Linked DNA regions of Mus musculus: region 2 is linked to region 1. A link is a contact called in ENCODE Hi-C or POLR2A ChIA-PET data. All regions are on one chromosome and are shown on one strand. Each heading gives the region's core, a stretch centred on a gene start or an enhancer-like site at or near the end of the contact. The rest is flanking DNA. Distances are from core to core; before and after follow the strand shown.

Region 1 (6,727 bases), core at 591-3,090:
GGTGAGCCACCAAGCCAGGCTTCTCTTAAGCCTCCTCTGCATGTATAGGCAGGCACTATTACTAGCTCCTCCTCACAGAGGAAATAATAGTATTGTGGCTTGCTCAAGATCACATAGCTTCAGGAACAATTGGAGCTGGGTTCAAATTTGTTAGAGCAGATACTGCCTCAAAAAAAAAAAAATCAAAAGAAAATTCACTTCCTACATGATCCCACTGGCACTGGCAGGTATAGTCAAATAGGGACTGTGCCTAGAAATTAGATTCAGATTCACTCTCAGTCAGACTCTTCAGGAATACGTTGATGCCTGTGGACACACGTCAAATGGACATGTGTACCAACATCGATTTTCCAGAGTGATTGTTAGTTGTAGTCAGGGGTGGAGCGGGGGAGGTGAGGCTGATACACAGCCTTAAAGCACTTATATATAGTGTTAGTGTCTAGATTGAGGACTTAAAGACTAGAATAGGAAGATACACAGTGGGGTCTGAAGATGTTACTGGAGGCTAGACTACCCGTGGCTTCTCAGAAAGAGTTTGGGTTGTCTCACGAGGGAGCTGGGGAGCCATGGAAGGCTGCGGCGGGTGCCAGTTTTACAGTATTCCAGCAAGATGCCTCTGACTGCCATATGGAAGGTAAACTGGAGGAGGGAGGATGAACGCAAGCATCAGAGGAGGCTGAAGCTCTGATCCAGGCACAGGAAATGCAAGCAGCAACAGTGTCATTTAAAAGATCCCTTTGGGGCTGGGGTGTTGTGGCACACGCCTTTAATCCCAGCACTTGGGAGGCAGAGTTAGGCGAATTTCTGAGTTCAAGGCCAGCCTGGTCTACAGAGTGAGTTCCAGGACAGCCAGGGCTACACAGAGAAACCCTGTCTCGGAAGAAAAAAAAAAATCCCTTTGGTGTGGTTGTTTGTATTCGGAACAGCGTCTCAGGTATCCCAGGCTGGCCTTGAACCTGAAATTCTGATACTGTTGCCTCCACCTATCAAGCCTTCAAATTACTGAGGTGCACCTTTCAGCCTGATTTATATAGTGCTGGAATTGGAACTCAAGCCTGGAGCACTCTAGACAAGTACTCTACCAACTGAGCTACATCCATGACCCTTTAAAAGGTTTTTTCTAGGACTTGACATGATGATGCAAAGCTTTAATCCCAACACTTGGGAGGTACAGGCAGCTGGGTCTTTGAATTCAAGGCCAGCCTGGTTTATATAGCAAGTTCCAGGCTAGCCAGGGTTGCATAATTAAATCCTATCTCAAAATAAAAAAATAAAATAAATTAATAAGGATGCTGTTGGGCTCGGAACAAACATGGTACAATTGAGACTTGTCAAGACTTGAAGATCGGGATGCCTTGTTAATAATTCAAAAAGAGCCTTGATTTGCAACGTTCAAGTTTTATTTTGTTTGCTTGAGAAACTACCCATTTTCCAAAAGGGTTACTGAGGAGACAAGAGATAAACTTGTTCAAGGTCACACGAGTAATTGGCAGCACCCAGCTCCAGAGCAAACTCCGGGTTGGGCAGGGTGCTGGTTTGAAAGCAGCCCCACCCGCCGGAGGCAACGCAACCCAATCACCAACCCTAAAGGAAGCCGGGATCTCCAAGAAACTTTTGCAGCCTCGCAACTTTGGGAGTAGGCGCCCTCCCGGCCTGCCCCCATCCACAAGGCCCCTTCTCTCCTTTCTGATTGGCTACTTCTACAAGTACAAGTACGGTCTGGATACCCTCTGGTCACCTTGTCCTCCCGGCGCTCTGGGGGCGGGGGCGGGGGGGGGGGGAAGTTGGGGGGGACGCCGCGCAGGCGCGTCAGGAGTGCCTTTGGGGCCCGCGCTTTACGACACTTGTGCGGCAGCGGCGGCGGTCACTCGGCACTCCTTCGCGACGGTTCGGCCTGGTGCCGCGAGCGGCCGTTGCCAGGGTGGGGGTCGCTTTGCGGCATGGCGATGGCGGAGGGCGAGCGGACTGAGTGTGCTGAGACCCCCCGGGACGAACCCCCGGCCGATGGCACTCTGAAGCGGGCAGAGGAGCTCAAGACACAGGCCAACGACTACTTCAAAGGTGCGCCCGGCCCGGACGGGGTGAGGGAGGGTGGACAGCGGCCCAGGCTGTGGGGGTGCCAGGCCCGGCGGGGAACCATGGCAACGCGGAGCGGCAGCCTGGGCGCCGGGCAAGCACTACAGAGTAGCCAGGCGCGAGGAGGAGGCTCAGGCTGGACGACAGACTGGGGAGAGCTGCTGAGAAGTGGATACCAAGCAGAAGCCACTCACTGGGGAGACTGAGGCAGGCGCTGCTACACGATAGGGGAAAAGCAGGGGGCCGACATGTGAGTGCTACCAAATGTGAGACCTGGACAGAGGTGCTAAATGGTGGTCAGACCTGAAGAGGGCGCTACCAAATAGTGACATGTGTTTAGGGCAGTGATGGCGCTGCCGAGTGGGGAGGCCTGAGATGAGTATGACCGAGAAGAGAAGGCCCAATAGAGAAGGGAATTATGGGGATGGAGGTAGATAATTATATTGGAAGGCGATTTGGGGTGATCCAAGGAAACGAGTAGGGTGGAGAGGTGGAGCAGGAACGAATAGGGTGATCTTGGGCTAAGAGTGCCATGTGGGAGGACATGTCTCCGTTCATTCATTCTTTCAGTACACTTGTATTAAATAAGTGTCATGTGCTACACGGCCTGTGCTTGGCTCTGAGGCTGCAGCGATGAATGCAACACATGACTCGGATTTAAGCAGAACCAATCATTGCAAACTTGTGATGATCACTTTGGGTCAAGGTGACAACACAGGAAATACAGCTTAGAGTCTGCTTTCGATGGTGAGGTCGGGAGTGCCTGGAGAAAGAGGCTTTTTGAGGCGAATTGACAAGGAGTTTTACACGTGGGTCCTGACCACTGAGTTTGTGTGAAGACCCTGGGGTGGAGAGTGATTGAAAACAGACTGGCTTGGCTGGAGTTTGAGGAAACTGGGGGTACGAGGGGAAGACTGATACAAGAGAAGATTAAGATAAGGGGACAGAGCATGCAAAATCTGAATTCGTCACAAAGATGAGTTTTGGGTTTCCTTCGCTGTCCGAAAAGGGACATTGAGTGGGTAGATGGGACCAGTCTGGACTGGAGAAAATTTTGAGTGTAACCAGCCTATGGTTGGAGGTGCCCTGGGAATGGATGAAGTCACCAGAGAGTGGGATCTAGAGAGAACCTAGGATGGAGTTTTCATGTTTACAGCGGAAAAGGGGCTACTGAGGAGAAGTGACTGAGGTGGAAGAGAAACCAGGAAAGGTGCCACAGGCTAAGAAAACAAGGTTCTTCCGGAAAGAAAGCCACGTGCCTGATCACCTAGCCCCAGGCACTGTCCATCAGAGCTTTTGCTCCCAGAGGAACGCGGTGACGTTAACAGCAGTTGTAGATGATAAAGAGGCTGCCAGCCCAGAAGACCCTGGCTGGTGAAGGCAAGTGAGGAATTGGAGACCAACAGGCACAAGTGTCTCGGTTCTGAAAGGGAATGGAGAATTGGGGGCAGATGGCAAGAGGGAGTAGGTGGGGGTCCTAGGGATGCTTTTTCAGCTATGGCCCAAAAGAGAAACAGACCCAGCTGTAACAGATCTGGAGGAGGTGGGGGAAGGTGAGAAGGATTTAGAGTCCTTGGGGAAAGGTGCCCACCCCCCATGGGGATAAGCCCAGACATGGTGCTTGCCTGTCATCCCAGCTCTCTGGAGGTGGAGGTGGGAGGATTGTGAAGACCAAGGAGAGAGGTGAGGCCAGAGTTAGAGCCTTCGGGGGCTGAGTGGTTTTATAGGTGTCATCCTAACGGTGGCTTGGAGCTGTGGAGGGGTTTTAGGAGAGTGGTCCAGTTACTTTGGGTACTGGTCCTCCTTGCTGTTCAGAGACTGGATTCAAAGGCCAGGCTGGAGAGAGGAGACTGGAAGGGAAGACAGGTGAGGGGTGGAGCCTTTGACCAGGCTAGTGGGAGGAACTGAGGCTGGCTGCCCAGAGACGGGGAGGGGAGCAGGTGGCTAAGGTGAGTGGAGCCTGGCACTAGGGAGTGGGGCAGAAGTGGAGGTGGTTAGAAGGGTTAGGATGCAGCTACACATAGAAGGTGGGAGGGGACTTGAGCTGTCAGCAGAGGCCCTGGAGAGCTAAAGCTGGTCCAGATTCATGCCTTCTAAAGAACGGGGCTTAGGGCGGGGTGGGGCTGCTAGAAGGGAGGGAAGTTAATGAGTGTGAGAGATCCTATCAGGACGGTAAGCCTGGCTTGCAAGGTTTGGAAGGTTGGAGGCCACCAGCACCAGTTGACTAGGCCCAGCTATGTACTGGTTGGAAGAAGGCGCGGCCATCTTTCCTTGGGTCCTGAAAAGATCATCCAGAAACTGGGCTACTGCTGCAGAGGACAGGTAGGGGAAGGAGTTAGCCATCGGGAAGGACCCTTCACCCTCACCCCTGCCTCCCAGGTCCTGAGGTTTGGGCTCCCAGGAACTTAGGGCTGGGCAGGCAGCCAGAGGGGCCTGGCCTGGAGCTGACTTGAAGGAGCACCCTTCCTGATCCAGGCCTCCCGCTGCTGTGGGCAGGCAGTGGCAAGCACAGAGCCCCAGGCTCAGGCTATAAGTAAGGATACCAATAAAAAGAATAATTGCAGCTAGCTTTCATTAAACCTGTGGTGGCCAGGCACTCCTGAGCTGAACCCTGCCTGGGGCATTGGGGGTGGCAGAGAGCAGCCACTTTGGTTTATAGAGGAAGCCACCTCACAGTGAAACTTCTTGCCCAGGGTCAGAGTGTGTGAGCAGAAGGCGGATATCCCCTTCCTCCCCACGTGCTCGGTGCAGCTCTCCCTGTTAGACGCATCTGGTCTCAGCGGGGAGAAGGGGGCCCTGTGGAGGAAAGGGGGATCTCAGGGACTCAGAAGATCCCCACCCCCAAACGTAGATGGTTCCTCTGTAAGCTCAACCCCACTGTAAGGGTTCTGGGGACAGAGCTTAGTGCCCAGCTCAGTCAGAGTCCACGGGAAGCAAGCCTCTGCTCTTTCTCCTCCCTGAGGAAGAAGGCTGTGCTCACCAACCAAGGGTCTTCATGGTTGGAGAGATGAGGGTGAGGAGTACTGCATCATGATTCAGGGGTCTCCTCTGTGAGCACAGATGAACGGTTGAACCCCACTGTACCTAGAGGGTAAGTGATAGATACTACTGCAGCTGAAGGATGGCACCAGGCTGGGGTGCGGCAGCCGGTCAGTGCCTTCATGGTTTCGTGGTGGAGGCCTCCTCTTCCCTGTACTCTCCTTCCCTCCTCTGTTTGGTATGGGTTCTCAGGTGCAGCCTGAGAGTCTGAGGCTCTCCACCTGCATTTAAGTGCCTGCTGCATGCCCTTGTCCCCTTAAGGAAGTCTCACGTCACTGGTTGGAGTACTAACCAGCAGCCTCTGGAGCCCAGCCAGGACAGCAAAGCCCTCAGAGGCACTGACATTTTGGGGAGGCTTCTGAGCTTCGCTGCCTGCTAGTCTTTCTGCCTTGGTGGCTTCTGGGAAGTTCTAGGACCTGCCATCTTAAGGTTCTCAGGCCTGGGAGACCACCAGAGCGGCAGAGCTGGGACAGGGAAGCTGGGGGAGGTCAAATAGGGCTTCCTGAGAGGGGACATTTCTACCTTCTGGAAGTCCAGGAAGGACTGCGGAGCTGTGCCCCTAGGAGCAGCTGTTCCAGCTCTGGTCTCAGTGTCTACACTTCCCCTTCCTTTATTCTTCCTTCCTCTACCCTAGTTATGAGGTTATTCAAGCTCACATTTCTACCCCAGGGCTTGACTCAGGCCCCTGGGCTGTCTGAGCCCGGAGCACTTGTCACTGTTATCTGGGGTCAGATATCACTCCTGGAAAGACCAGCAGTCCCTGGAGGGCAGGACTGTATCCCAGACAAGGCAGGAGCTTGGAGAAGGGAGACAGACACCGAGCTTCGGAAGTGTGTGGGTCCAGCAAACAGGACACAAAGGTCACTGCAAGTGTTCTACAGAGCAGGGAAGTGGGGTCAGGGCAGGACCTGAGTGGTAGGGTGTTTTAAGTCCTTCAAGTATACCCAGCCTAAGAGAGGCAGAGCCAGGCACCTCTCCCAGTATCTCAGACCGTACTGTGCCAGCTTCCTACCAAGATGCACAATGGTGGGAGTGAAGGGGTTGGGAATGGAGGCACTGCCACTTCTGCCTGCCTAGGCACTCCACCTGCCACTGGACATGTGACACCAAGCCCAAGTCTCTGAACTTGAACACCACCCCCCACCCCACCTGGAGTTGAGGTAATATGGCATTCTCCCTCAGGTTGCTTGAAGGCACATATGTTCTAGGGTGCTGTGTGGCCCTGGCACATGGTCCTCCAACCTGGGCAGGTCTCAGAGGCAGCTCGGGCCCTGGTTCTGTTTATTTAATGAATCCTTGGGAGGAGGGGGTCAGACCTACCTCTGCTGATACAGACTGGGATCTGACCTTGAACTAGCCCTCTGGCTTGTGTCAGGGGAGTGCCAGATGGTACTATGTTGAGGAGACAGGAGGATCCCACAGGTTGATGGAGAACTCAGGGCCCAGCTGTGGCATGGTTCACATAAAGCCTGACCTTTTGTCCTTGGCTGGAAGTTACCGTTGGCCCCTCTATACTTAGAGCCCCAATATCTAGGCCTGCTGTAGTATCCTGCTGTCCTATACCAGCAGGTCTTGGTCCTCTGAAGCTGCTGTACCTCTTCCTTGTAGCCTA
Region 2 (6,928 bases), core at 1,194-3,693, 35 kb before region 1:
TGTACAGGGGGAGAAGAGTGAGGCAAGAGCATCTTACTAGTGTTATAAAAACAGCTTTGGAGAGCAATGAGGGTGGGAGGATCACTGAACATGCCCCAGAGCACCCCTCACAGACCTGCACATTCTATTTTGAGGATTTCAGCTCTCTGCTTTCAGTTGTGACCTCCAGTTAACTCAGCGCTCCTCAATGACAATTACTGTCAAGTCATTTTTTTATTATTGTGAAATATAATACACGCGTAGGGTAGTTGCTTTGCGAGCCAGATTGCTAAAAAGAACAATGGAGCTCAGACTTGGTGGTAGTGCCCCTGTCTCCTGCTTAGAATCCCCCAGTGAGGGGTTAGGGTGTGGCTCAGTGGCAGAGCCCCTGCCTAGAATGCCCCAGTGAAGGGCTGGGGCGTGGCTCAGTGGTAGAGCATCTGCCTAGAATCCCCCAGTGAGGGGCTGGGGGCGTGGCTCAGTGGTAGAGCCCCTGCCTAGAATCCCCCAGTGAGGGGCTGGGGGTGTGGCTCAGTGGTAGAGCCCCTGTCTAGAATCCCCCAGTGAGGGGCTGGGGGCGTGGCTCAGTGGTAGAGCCCCTGCCTAGAATCCCCCAGTGAGGGGCTGGGGGTGTGGCTCAGTGGTAGAGCCCCTGTCTAGAATCCCCCAGTGAGGGGCTGGGGGCGTGGCTCAGTGGTAGAGCCCCTGCCTAGAATCCCCCAGTGAGGGGCTGGGGGCGTGGCTCAGTGGTAGAGCCCCTGCCTAGAATCTCAATATCACAGTGAAGAGCTGGGGATATGTATGGTTCTGGTTGAGTTTGTCCCAAATTCAATCCTCTGTGCTATAAACACAATAAAACAATAAGAAATAAATAAACCCTCTCTCCTGACAGTTACAGCAAAGTCCTCAGAGTTAATCTTCACTATACTAGTTTGGTTCATATATCTTCCCAAAACTGGTAATCACTGTGGCCAAGGAAGTCCTACAGTGATTGGCTCTGTCTGGATTTTGCCTTCTTCCCTGGAGTTGCTGATAGCATGGATATAGTCAGATTTATTCAAATAAAATCAACTGAAACTAAATGGCATGGGAGCTGGGCATAATGGTACACACCTGTAATCCACTTGGAAGGTGAAGGCAGGAGGATAGAAGTTCAAGGCCAGCTCTTGCTGGCCAGTCTTGACGGGGTTACATGAGACCCCATCTGAAAATAAAATGGAGAAGAGGAGGAAGAAAGAGGAAGGAGAAAGAAGAGGAGAAGGAAGATGGAGAAGAGAAGGCAATGGGAGGAGACAGCTTACTATTTTCCTGAGTTGAGGTGGGGAGCCATGTGGATTTTTAGAGGAGAATTTTTTTAAGTTTTTTATTACATTTTACGTGTGGTGTGTGTATGTGTGTGTGTGTGTGTGTGTGTGTGTGTGTGTGCGCGCGTGCGCGCAGATAAATCAAAGACCTTGCCTTCCACGATGTGGGGGGAGGGGGGAGGGCCTGGGGATTGAACACTGGTCTTCAGGGTTGGCAGCAAGGGCCTTAAACCTGGAGCCAACCGTCTAGCCGAGAAGAGCACTCTAAAGAGAGTGCGCAGTTATGTGTGAAAGTCCTAAGATGGAGCTTGCCCAATAACTCAAAAACAATAAATCCATTTCTGCCGCAGTGTAGAGTGTACCCAAACCTGCATACGGAAGGAACACTGCTCCTTCACCCCTGTCCTTAGTGTCCACGCCCTCTCCAGCCTACACAGGAACTTCCTTCCTCTTCCTTACCCAGCTGTACCGTCTTCCACCTGTCCATGTCACTGCGCACGTATCTCTCATCGGTTCTCTGTTCCCTTTACAAGTGGGTGTGATGAAGCTAAAGCATATTTACTTGACAGAAGCTTAATTATTCATCCGCAGGAACCTGCACAGGGAGTTAAGAGAGGCCACGGGTCAGGATGGGGTGGAGACGGGTGGACAAGGAAGATTCTGGGAGGCGGGGTCCACAGTGGGGCCACACAGTGGAGGGACATGGGGTATGGCAAAGAAAGGGGTTATGAAATACAGGTGAAGTAGAGTTCGGGGTGGAGAGAAGTGGGGACTTGGTACGTCAAGAAAAGGACAGAGCGGGAGAAAGGAGAGGGGGTTGGGAAAGGTGGGAGTGAAGGCAGAGACTGCGACAGGAACTGGGACACAGAGAACAGTGAATCAGATGGTTCAGAAGTGTACATATGGAAGTTCAGAGACTGGAGGGAAATCACGCCCGGCGGGCTCCGGACTGCCAAGGAAGTCTGGGGCAGGGGCGTGGCTGGGGGTGTGCATTACATCGGATTCCCCAACCCCTTGAAGTTCCAAGTCTTCTCCTTTAGTCCCTCCTCCTTCTCGGGAGCAACAAGCCCACCTTCCAATCAGAGCCGCGGGCTGGGCAAAGACCAGCCAATGGAGTGGCAGAGGTGGAGCTGGGGAGGGGGCTCACACAGGCAGGGGAGGGGGACGCTGGGCATCGAGGGCTCTGGAACCGCGAAGGGCGAGCCATGGCGTTGGGGCTGCAGCGCGTGAGGTACAGGGCTTCGGGGATAGGATGGTGGGGTCTGGGGGCTCTCTTTGACGGAGCTTTAAGGGAACCCCTCATCTCTGGGGTGTGGCTCAAGTTGAGGACACTGTGAGGCGCCCGATTGGGGACACATCCCGATGCACCCTCCACCTTAGAGGTTTTCAGGGTATCAGGGATTTACCCCCAGAGCTCCAGCTGTCCCGCCCCCCTCCCCTGGAACTGCTTTGGGGTTATGAGCTGCAATTTCCAGATACATCGGGTTCAATCCTCCATCTGGCTGGGGGTGAAACTCCAAGTTCCTTATGGATTGGAGGTGGTCGCGTTTGAGCAAGGAAGACTTCTTCCAAAAAAGTCTTTTCCTCCAAATCCCTGAAAGGAGTCTTCCTTGGCAGTCTAGCTCTTGTGGTGTTAATAAGGGATCCCCAAACTGGAGTTTCTAGGGAGTCCCTGAAAGACACTATTTCTGAATTCCAGGAGAGAGGTTAATTTTACCATGCCCTTTCTAACAGTCTCCCAAGCTTCAAAATGCTCTAAAATGACATGGGGATAGGGAGGTCCTCATTAGAGGCTGTGTGGGACCTAACCAAGGTCTTTTTGCCTTTCAAAGAGTGGAATGATAGCTGGGGAAGGAGATTCATGCCTGTAAACCCAGCACTTGGAAAGCTATAGGAGATTGATGCTTTCAAAGCCAGCCTGGCCTACATGGCAAGTTCCAGACCAGCTTTGGTCTACATTTTCTTGTCTCAAAAAACAGCATTAAATAAGTAGGGTCGCTCCTTTTCAGTACCAACAGAACAAATCTGAGCCACTTCCTGCGATCTGGTTCTGTGTCAATTTCATCTGCCTGGACCCAGTCTGTAATTGAGGGAGGAGGGCCCCACCCAAACCCTATTTGAGAGACATCCTTCCGAAAGATGCCCTGGCTAATCAAGGGAAGGCAGCGCCCTCCTGTGGCTGGACACAGCTGGGGTTATCCTAGGAAGAAGCGGGTTCTGTGTTCACCTTGCAACAGGTGCAGAGGCTTTGGGACCATAGCCAGTGGAGCCCATTTCGCCAGGTTGCCACGGGAGACCCCAGAAAAATTTCCTAGACTCTTGGTATTCCCTGTCTAAATTGGGGCATCCCTCAAGCCTCACCCCTGTCCCTCCTCCCTGGCTTCCGAGATCTGATTGGTTTTTCTCTACACCCAGTTTTTACCCCCTACCTCAACCCACCCAGGCTCGCCCTTTTTCTGGCCCTGTCTGGCCCATCTATTCCAACTTCTGGCCCTGAGCCCACCCGGGAACTCAGTCCCCACCCCTTCTAGGCCATCCCTGGTGCCGCTCGTGACAGCGCCCCTTTATGGTTGTGTGAGGGCCCTCTCCTAACTTAACTAGGGTGTCATCGCTCCCCCCCCCCCACTCCTCCTCCCGTTAGCACCCAAGGCCAGCCCTTTCCTGTGGTGTCATCCCACGCGGCCGCACATCCAACTTGCACCCGCCTCACAGCTGAGCTCCGGGCCCCTCCTGCACCCCCAGGATGACAGTTGGCATCAGAGGGGGCTTGGGTGAGGGTGAGTGGTTACCTCTGGCGCCGTGTGCCCCTTTCTTTCTTCTAGCTTCCGTCTCCAAGCCATCTTACTCTTTGTGGGGAGTATTCATAGGAGATCAAGAATGAGCACACTGCCCTGAATACCCACCTGAGAGCAGGGTTTCCGGGAAAAACAGGACAGATGGCTAGACACCCCACCGAATGACATGAGAACAAGTTGGATCAAGGTCAGAGAGACTCCCCACTGACCCCTACCTTAAGTCCTTTCTCCAACCCAAACCTTGTCCCCTGGCCTCTCAGGTCACCTCCAAGCAATATCAAAGGGGTCAGATGTAAAGCTAAGCCCCCAGTGCACCTCAAACCCTCTACAGTTTTGGCAAGCCCCTCCACCCCCCAGTACCCAGCTAAGAGTCAGAGAGAAGCTCAGAATGTGAAAATTCTTAATGTCTTAATTCCCTGAGCTGTTCGGGGTGAGAAAGAGATGGGGTCTTTTCTCTCTTGGCTAAGACACCACTGGGCCCCAAGTCCCCCTTCCCAGGCCTCACCCTGGGCCCCTAGGCCCCACCCTCTGTTCTCAGTTAGAACACGGAGTGAAGGTGGCAAGGTTCCAGGCGCACGTCCCAGGCTGGGCACACTGCCAAGGGGTTGGCCCAGAGCTGGGCCAGCTAGGGAGATCCGCAGCGGTGCTGGGACAGGAGGAAAGGACTTAAGGCCACCAGGCAGAAAGGAACAGACAGGAGTCCCTGGGGTGGTGGGCACACCTTCTTGAAGAATAACATTTTAGAACACAGGCTCTAAAGTCAGGGTTCAAACCCCCAAGCTTCCACTCCCTGGCCCAGGGATTTCCCTCCCAGAGCACCAGCTTCCAGTCTTGGATAATGGGAGTCAGAACTCTCCCAGTGAGGAAACAGATCTCTCCCCCACCACATACACACACACACACACACACACACACACACACACACACATACACACACACAATGAGGTGCCTGAAATCAACAGACCCTGCTCTTGGGAGCCTCGGCAATTTCTGTCACCCATCTGAGGTGGCTTCCAAAGCAGGAAGGTAATGGTGGGTGCATGGTGGGTATGAAGCTTCCCTGAGAGACAACTGAGCAAGGTAGACTGGAATGGCCATGAGATTACCTCCTGAGCCACCCAGGCTAGCCCTGTCATTGCTCTGGGCCTCAGCCTCTGTCTAAGACAGACTAACCTCGAACTCATCACATTCCAGGATGACCATGAATTCAGGCTCCCTCTGCTCCCACCCCCTTAGTGATAGATTTGCAGGCAGGTACCACATCCTGTGCATGTAGTTCCGCTAGGCAAATGCTCCTCCTGCTGAACTGCATGCATCTCAGGCCCTGTTTCTGTCTTTAAAAATATATATATGACTTTATTTATTTCTGTACCCGTGTGTATAGGGAAGAGGTGTTTGTTTGCCTTTGAGAGTGTGTGAAGGTCAGCGTTCAGTTCTCTAATCCACCGTGTGGGTTCTGGGAATCGAACTCAAGTGGTCAAGCTTGGCCCTGTTCCTACCTTCTCAAAAGGGAGATGATCACTTCTGGTCCATGTGGTTGCTGTAAAGGTGGGGATGGGGGGTCTCTAGTTTCTAAGTGTGTAGCACACCATCACGGTTATTTCATTCCTTTGAGATGTTGGTGTAAAAGCTGGGTATGTGATTACACACTCATAATCACACACACACACACACACACACACACACACACAGACACGTGCATGCATGACTAACTGTATGCAAATAATCGCACCCAGGGTACAAGAGACTCAGACTCTTCAGTCTCTTTTGTTACTGACCCTGGCCAATTGCCAAGCCTCACTTCCTAAGCCTCTGGCATATATTAACTCATTTAATCATCGGTCCACTGGAGGAATCCATCATGGTGATGTAGTCCTGTGAGCCCAGCACTCAGGGAAGGGGCTGAGGCAGGAGGATCATGAGTTTGGGGTATACTTGTCTCCCAGCCTCATCTCATACAGCCCCAAACCTAAGCAAACAGACAAACAAACAAACAAAAAAACACCCTCTGAGGAGCTGGAGGCTATTACTGTGCCCAGGGAGGTTAAGCAACCTGCCCAAAGTCACTCAGCTAATGAGCAACTGCAGTAGTGGTGTCTGAACTGGAACCCTGACCCAGAAGAGGCAGCCCCCACTCTGTTTCAGAGCAGGACCAGAAAGGCAGTGAGAGGCCCGTACTTCCCGTCAGAACATCCGGAGAACAGGCTGAGAGGGGAAGGAGAGTCCCTCTACAGCCACCAGCTGGCTCCTTCTATGGAGGAAGAAACCCTGCCACCCTGGCCGCGGAGAGTAGGATTACAGAGCTCAGCTGCTTGGGAGGTGGGGCGCCGGCCCCACCCCCACCCCATTCCCCTTCTCTCTCCCAGTTCCCTCTGTCCCAGGGCCCCCAGCTCAGTGAGGCCCGCCTACCCCCACCCTCTGGGCAGGAAGACAAACAGGGCTGGAACAGTACAGTACAGGACGGAATGTCCTCTGGGCAGGCAGGACTGAGGCCCCTGCCCCCACCAGCCAAGAGGGAGTTCATAGGGGCGCCCCCTTGGCTCCTCCAATACCAACTAGGCCAGCCTGCCCCCTTCCGGGCCTCTCACCGCCTTGCACTAATGGCTCCTCCACCCCACCCCCGCACCCAGACTAAAACATTGTAGTCCTCCAACCCCCAGAAGTGGCCTCTGCGCCCCGAATTGAAGTCGTTTAAGAAAGGAGCAGCCTCCTTCCTATCCCAGAGCCGGCTTGCTGGAGGTAGGAGGTGGGCATCGCATGCAACTGGTTAGAGAAACTGGTTATGTGATCTCTTGGACAAAGGACTTCACCTTTCAGAGCCTCAGTTTCCCCTTTGTTCCCCATTGAGGC

Evidence for each region. Hi-C counts contacts between places; a loop is a spot of excess contacts on that map. ChIA-PET counts read pairs that join two places held with the same protein, here RNA polymerase II (POLR2A).
Region 2: a map of left cerebral cortex shows a loop between it and region 1 (5-fold over the local background). The contact joins the promoter of Hif3a here to the promoter of Ppp5c in region 1. A Hi-C loop is called at or near these places in 14 of 37 maps with a recorded cell type or tissue (CH12F3, T-helper 1 cell, T-helper 17 cell and 3 more). POLR2A ChIA-PET finds 5 or more read pairs at or near these places in 4 of 5 experiments (Patski and embryonic stem cell).

The regions. Positions count from the first base shown.
Region 1 is chr7:17,023,027-17,029,753 of GRCm38, reverse strand. It overlaps Ppp5c (protein phosphatase 5, catalytic subunit), which reads left to right and starts at 1,840. Exons shown (of 13, transcript NM_011155.2): 1 at 1,840-2,061. The coding sequence starts at 1,941.
Region 2 is chr7:17,057,942-17,064,869 of GRCm38, reverse strand. It overlaps Hif3a (hypoxia inducible factor 3, alpha subunit), which reads left to right and starts at 2,443. Exons shown (of 15, transcript NM_001162950.1): 1 at 2,443-2,514. The coding sequence starts at 2,489.